Linked DNA regions of Mus musculus: region 1 is linked to region 2. The links are chromatin contacts, found by Hi-C or POLR2A ChIA-PET in ENCODE. All regions are on one chromosome and are shown on one strand. Each heading gives the region's core, a stretch centred on a gene start or an enhancer-like site at or near the end of the contact. The rest is flanking DNA. Distances are from core to core; before and after follow the strand shown.

The links. Hi-C counts contacts between places; a loop is a spot of excess contacts on that map. ChIA-PET counts read pairs that join two places held with the same protein, here RNA polymerase II (POLR2A).
Region 1: a loop to region 2 is called in a map of heart, with 3 times the contacts of the local background. The contact joins the enhancer-like site here to the promoter of Arvcf in region 2. A Hi-C loop is called at or near these places in 14 of 37 maps with a recorded cell type or tissue (CH12.LX, Patski, T-helper 17 cell and 5 more). POLR2A ChIA-PET finds 5 or more read pairs at or near these places in 4 of 5 experiments (Patski and embryonic stem cell).

What each region holds. Positions count from the first base shown.
Region 1 is chr16:18,383,074-18,386,310 of GRCm38, reverse strand. All of the region lies in intron 2 of Arvcf (armadillo repeat gene deleted in velocardiofacial syndrome), which reads right to left. Among named protein-coding and RNA genes, the nearest start is that of Gm15764, 29 kb to the left of the region's middle. Within about 2 kb of position 1,877, at least 1 of the 3 ENCODE cell types and tissues checked has a DNase peak (open chromatin) inside an H3K27ac peak, as active enhancers do; it is gastrocnemius, where a contact is called at or near this core.
Region 2 is chr16:18,346,398-18,349,494 of GRCm38, reverse strand. Arvcf (armadillo repeat gene deleted in velocardiofacial syndrome) reads right to left here and starts at 1,313. Exons shown (of 18, transcript NM_001272029.1): 1 at 1,039-1,313. It also overlaps a transcript of Tango2 not described here.

The DNA.
Region 1 (3,237 bases), core at 628-3,127, 36 kb before region 2:
TGGATTTCTGAGAGTCTCACTTTATACCTCTTGCTAGCCTGGAACTCACTCACTACATAGATCAGGCTGACCTCAAACTCCCAGAGATCTGCCTGCTCCTGCTGGATTAAGGGTATATGCCACCATGCCCATCTCAGGGCATGGACAGTAACTCAAATTGCTATTTTTATATTAAAACAGTAATTGTAAAACTGAGAGTAGTCACACACACACACTTGGGAGGCAGAGGCAGACAGATCTTTGTGAGTTTGAGGCCAGCATGGTCTACAGAGTGAGTTCTAGGACAGCCAGAACTACACAGTGAGACCCTGTCTTGCAAAAACCCAAACCCAAACCAAACAACCAAAACCAGTAAATATTTGTTGTCATGGAAAGCTAAAACAAACAAACAAACAAACAAACAACCCAAAACCATGAATTTTTTTTCAAAGATTGACAATAGAGACTTCAAAGATCTTATCCCAGGTAGAGCTTGGGGGCACAGAGCTATAGATTTAGAGTAGGGGTGGACACCAACTATGCATCTGCTGGATCCCTGGGATTACCTCAGGAACATCCAGGCAAGCGTGATGCTGTGGACCTTTCCACTGGCTGCTATCAGCCTGGGAAGACCCAGCAGCTCCATACAACATCCCATCCAGGTCCAGCAACCAACTGCACATTCTTGTAAAATATGCAGTGGAACAGAATAACAAAGGCTCCCCTCCGTGTGTGGACGAATACCAGGAATGCCAGAGGAACCCAGGAACCTAGAAGAGGGAGCTGAAAGTCAGGACTGAGATTAAACTTGAAAAACTCAACTGCAAAAGAACAGCGGTTGCCAGGCTTGATGGCACATGCATGCGTTCTCAGTGCTTAAGAGGCAGAGGCAGGAGGATTATCACAAATTTGAGGCAAGCCAGCCCAGTTTCCATGGTTCAAGGACAGTGAGCACTGCACAGTGAAACCCTGTCTCAAGACAACAGGAAGATGGCTCATCGGGTAAAGAACTTGTTGCACATGACCTAAATCCTGGTCCCAAGAATCCACGTGAAAACGAGACACGGTGGCACACTGTCTGTAATCCCAGCATGCTCTACATGGAGATGGGAGACAGCCAGGAGAATCTTCGGAAGCTCCAAGACTAGCTAGCCTGGTGTATGCAGCAGTAACTACGAGAGAGTCCATGTCTCCAACAAGATGGAAGGCAAGAACTGATGTCCACAGTTGTCCTCTGATCTCCACATGTGAACTGTGGCATATGCACACTTACATTTGTACACAAGCACACAAACTTGTACATGCACACACATACATGGGTGGGTGGCAGGATTTAAAAACAAAACCAAAAAAATGAGAGTAGCCACAGTCACAGCAGTGAGTGACAGTGGCAGGGTTAGAGGCCTCATTCCTGTGCTCTCAGACGCGACGAAGAGGCCCAGGGCAGAGACCCTGCAGAAGGTAGCTGATCCGGGCAACAGGGCACAAAGGGAGGCTAGACAAAGTGTAAATCAGACAGGAAGACAGAGGCAATGGGAGGGACCGGTGGGTGGTGGAGAGATGGGCAGGTGAGTGGAGATGGTAGCGTCGTACAGACTGATGCAGTAACAGATGGGTGGGTGCTAAGTGAACGAGTAAGAGTGGTGAGTAGAAATGATTGTGGATGGGCAGACTGGGAGATGCATGGTGGATGAGTGAGAGGATAGATTACTGAGATGTGAAAGAAGGATGGGGCAGGAGGAGGCTGGATGGAAGGGGTACGGTGTGAGTGGGTGACAGAACGGGTATGTGCCAAGAGAATGAAGACGGCTGTGTGGGCACACAGGGTCCACTGGAGATGGGCGGTCTGACAGGCAGGCAAATGGTTGAATGGGAGACAGGCAGATCGAAGGATGGCTGCGGGCCAGAGAGCTGAGGGAAGGATGAATGAAAATGGAGAGCTGGGTGTGGCACAGTCCCAGCACTCTGGAGGCAGAGGCAGCAGACCTGTTAGCTATCTTGGTCTGAGTAGAAAGTTCAAGGCCAGCCAGGCCTACAGAGGGAGACACAATCGCAAAGAGGCAGGGGTGAAGGAGAACAGGAGGATGGGAGTATAAATGATGGGTATAAGAATACAGGTCTCGGGACCACAGAAAGAGGATGCCTGGTGGCTGTGTACTCTGCAGCAAAGAAAGCCCTCACTGGTTCTATGAGAGAGCAACAGGCACTATCAGAGGGGACTGGGATGGAGGCTGACAATCCCTGAAACCTAAAGCAGCATTTTCTGCCTTCTTGCTGACCCAGACATTCCTCCTCTGAAGGAGCACAGCCAAAGGCCTGGCCCGGAAAAGCAAATTACAGGGCCGAGGTCAATTAGGGTCGAGGAATTAGAGGAATTTCTTAAGGGTCAGTAGGGGGTGAGAGGGGGCCTGGCTCCAGGCCTGAGACCTTAGGAGCCACCTATCAAAGGCCAGAAAGACACTGGGAACAGTTTTACCTCCTACTGATCCATACTCCACACTCTGCCCATCTCAAGCAGGAAAAGAACAGGGCACAAGGGAGTAGCCTGACAGGAGCTGCATGCAGGCCCAGAAGTGCCAGGCCCATCCTCTGCGCCTGGGAGGGTATCCTGGGAGCAGCTCTGGTCTCATGCCCTCAGCTCTGCCACACAGGAAACATGCTTCCTATATATGGATGGCCAAGCCTTGGGAGAACTCCATCTTTATCTTGTCGTCCTCATTGAGGTCAGATGGTACCCAGAACCTTGGGAATGGCTTCTAGCCAAGCTCAAAAGGACAGGCACTGTGCCCAGACTGGGGACAAATCAGAGGAGGTCTGGAGTGTGGGGTTCACAAAACTCTGCACCAAGGCCGGGAGCAGTCTCTGGCAGGAGGGAGAGGGTCAAGGGTGCTGGGTTAGGAAGTAGCTGTTCTCGGCCTCTCTCGTCATAAAGATGCACCAGCAGGATTTTGTGAGAACGAAACATTTCTGTACGTTACAAACAAAAACAAACAAATAAAAATACTACAGAGTGTGGTCATTCTTTAAAAGTGACACACTGAACAACACATGCAGCAAGCATTTCAGGTGACGCAACAGCAGGAGCTTCATGTCTGCACAGTGCCTTCAGCACAACAGAGGCAGGGCAGAGTGCAGGCCACCAGCACCCCCTGCCCCCGCGCCTCTCTACTTTGTACCTTAACCATTTCCAAAAGACTGTGGAGGAAGCCACATGGAGTGGCATATTCCTGCATTCCTACCTACCTAAGAAACTGAGGT
Region 2 (3,097 bases), core at 64-2,563:
AAAGAGAGGTAGAAGGACTGGGGATCCCAGTGTGGAATTACAGGCACTCAATGCATAGCTGGTCCTACTTAGGGAAAAGATATTCCCAAAGACAATTTGGGTATGGCTCCATCCCTTAGCTTTATAAAAGTAAGCATGTGTTTTGCATTTCGGATTGTTAGCCCACATTAAGAGTCTAGCCTAAGAGTTAACACAAACAGAAGCATTTTCTTTCTTTTCCATCATTTCTAAATGTCTGAATCCTCAGAGACAGTCCCCTAGTACCTTAGACACTGATACCTGACACTGAAACAAATAGTTAAATATTGAATATAAGTAGCATTTAATTATTTAAAAATTAAAAGGGGAAAGCCATGGTATCCAGGCCTCCTGAAGCAGAGCAACTCCAGACTTGCATATTCTCCAGGGCTGGTGTCCCACTGAGGAATGTAGGGGTATCTAGGGAGGAGATTCAAGCAGGGACACCAGACAAGGGATTCCCAGCAGCGCCTCCTCTCTCTTTTGTGAGGCCTTAGGAGCATCGTCGCTGCGTAGGGACATTCCCTTGGCATCGCCAAGACCCTGCGCTCACCAACAGCCGTACCACCCCGGGAAGTTCCCCAGCCTCGCCGCCCGAGTCCTGGTAAAGTTTCCATAGCCGTCGGGTCCCTGCTTGCAGGCTCTGCAGTGGCTCGCGGAGGGCAAAGCTGTGGGAGCTGGGTCCAGTTCATCCCGGAGGCTGAACAGCCCGGAGGCTGAAGCCGGCGCCGTAGCCAGGTTGGACAGAGCCCTGAGGTCATGCACAAAGGGACCCGCCCCCAACCACCCGGGTCTCTGGGGACCCGTCGTGTGCTAGAGCGCGGGTGAGCAGAAGAACCAGCTTCCGAGCCCCACCCAGACCTAAAGTCCGAGCCCAGGACCCTGTCCCTATCTTAGTCCGCATCTCAGTCTAGACACTATACCAGCTCGCTCCCCCAGGACCTACCCCTAATCCTGGCCGGGGCCCGAGTGTCCAGCCCCAGGCCCACAGCCGGACCCCGCCCACCCGGCCGAGCTCACCTGGCGCGCGGCGTGGGCGGCTCCGCAGCGCGGCCTCCGCCCCCAAGACAGGCGTCCCCAGGTCCCCCGGTGCGCGGGGAGCGGCCTCTCCAGCGCCCAGCACCGAAAGTGGCTCCCGGGGCCACAACTTGTGCTTGTGAGGAGGTGAGGGGGGGAACACTCCTCCTCCCCTACTGGAGCAGCCAGCAAGCAGGCTAGCCCTCCTACCCCTCCCGCTGCCCGTGCGCAAAGCGGACCTGGCCGGAGACGAGGCCTCCGCCCCGCCCCATCCAACTGCGAATTTTCCCATTGGTAGAGAGACGCGCCCCGCAACCCGCACCGATTGGATGGATGTGCAGAGATTGCGGCTTGCTGTTGGGTTCCTGGTATTGTCAGTCTTAGCCCAGGTCGGCCCCCTAGCAGAGCAGGCCCTGACACCTGCCCGGAATGCTGTGGCTGCAGCAGCTGCAGGAGGCTCGGAGTTGCCCCCTCCCGGCCATCTTCAGAGGAGTTCTGGGGATAGTAGGCCCTGAGCTGGAACTTGCAGGGCAGGCGGTCACTCCCGGATTCCAGCAGCGTTGTCTCCATCTCCACCCCAAGTTCCCAGGTATCCTGCTGTTAACCGGACATTGAGCGTCGATTCCTTTCTATTGGCATAGAATGGTATTTATCTTACACTCCGCAAGTGTAAAGATAAATCCCATTTTACAGATAGAAAATTGAGGCTTTAGGCAACCAGGGCGTGAACCCAGTCGTTGGACTTCCAGCCTTGGGGGCTCTCTCACTGTCCCCATAACCCCTGCAGCAAGGACGAACAAGGTCAGCTAGGCTGGTACAAAGTGGGGATGGTTGCAGTGATTTTGAGGGCAAAAGCAGACTCTAGAAAAACTAGAGCTTTTTTTCTTCTATGAAGCCTGTATTTACAGAGCCTTTGGGCACTCCCTACAGCTGCATGAGACTGCTCTTTCCCCGGGGCAATGAAAAGCGTCCTCTTCCCGGGAAAGGGGAATTATGTGTTTATCTCTTCCCCACTACACCCTGGTGTCCCGATTTCCTCTGCCCTGCTTTGAGTCTTGGAGAAATATCAAGGAGCTTTATCCACTGCCTGAAAAGATAAACACATATTTCCCTACTAGGTAAAGCACACCAAACACATCTCTGCAGTGACATAAGGCAGTGGAGGGGACCCACGGGGGATGCTGTAACATAAACAGGAGATGGAAGTGCAGACTGTGGAAATGAATCTGGCCTGTGCTTGCTCAGAAGCCTCTTATCCTGAGTGCACTGGAAATGAGCAACTCTTCTGGGCTGTCGGTGTTTCCCAAGGCCCCTTACAGATAGTGCTAATGGAGGCCAGGGTGTGTGTGTGTGTGTGCGTTTGTGTGTGTAGGGGGTCTACCCAGATGGTCATATTTCACCCACCTATGCTGAGTCCAGTGTGCTCACCCAATAAGGGTTGCTTGGTGAAGACAAAGAAAGTAAATGCCTGGAGCAGGAGCTCACTTCTGGGTCGCCTACAATACAAATTGATACCAGGAGCTTTTCAGAGTCAAGGCAGTTGCTACTAATCCGTTGGTATTGCTACTTGAAATGAACACCATTTGGCATCCTGGTATTGAGATATTGTTGCAGCTCTGGCAAGGCAGAGTGAGCAACTCTAAGAAAGCAGAGTCTTCCAAGAAGGTAGCTCTCTCTAGGTAAAGCTGTAACTACAGCTCTCTACTAACTACAGCTGTCTTTCTGGTTAAGTTGCTGTGTGGTGGGGACTCTCTTTCCTCAGTTAGAAGTGGATTTAGTCAATCCAGCTCTACCCTGGCCCGTACTCATCCTGGAGCACCTCTCTTGAAGACCCCATAGCTCTGGATCATACCACTTCCCCATACTTGCTGATGGGACAGAGGCTGAACAGGTTTTTCTCTGCTAGAAGAGGGCAAAAGGGAGACATAGCCTCCCAGTGTAGGAATGTCCCCTTTTAGAGACCTGGCTGCTTTAGAGCCTGATCATCAGCTGCATAGAGGAAATCAGGGTGGATAGAGACAGCTCAGATAGGTTTCAGGGCTGCTATCTTACAGTCTCCTTA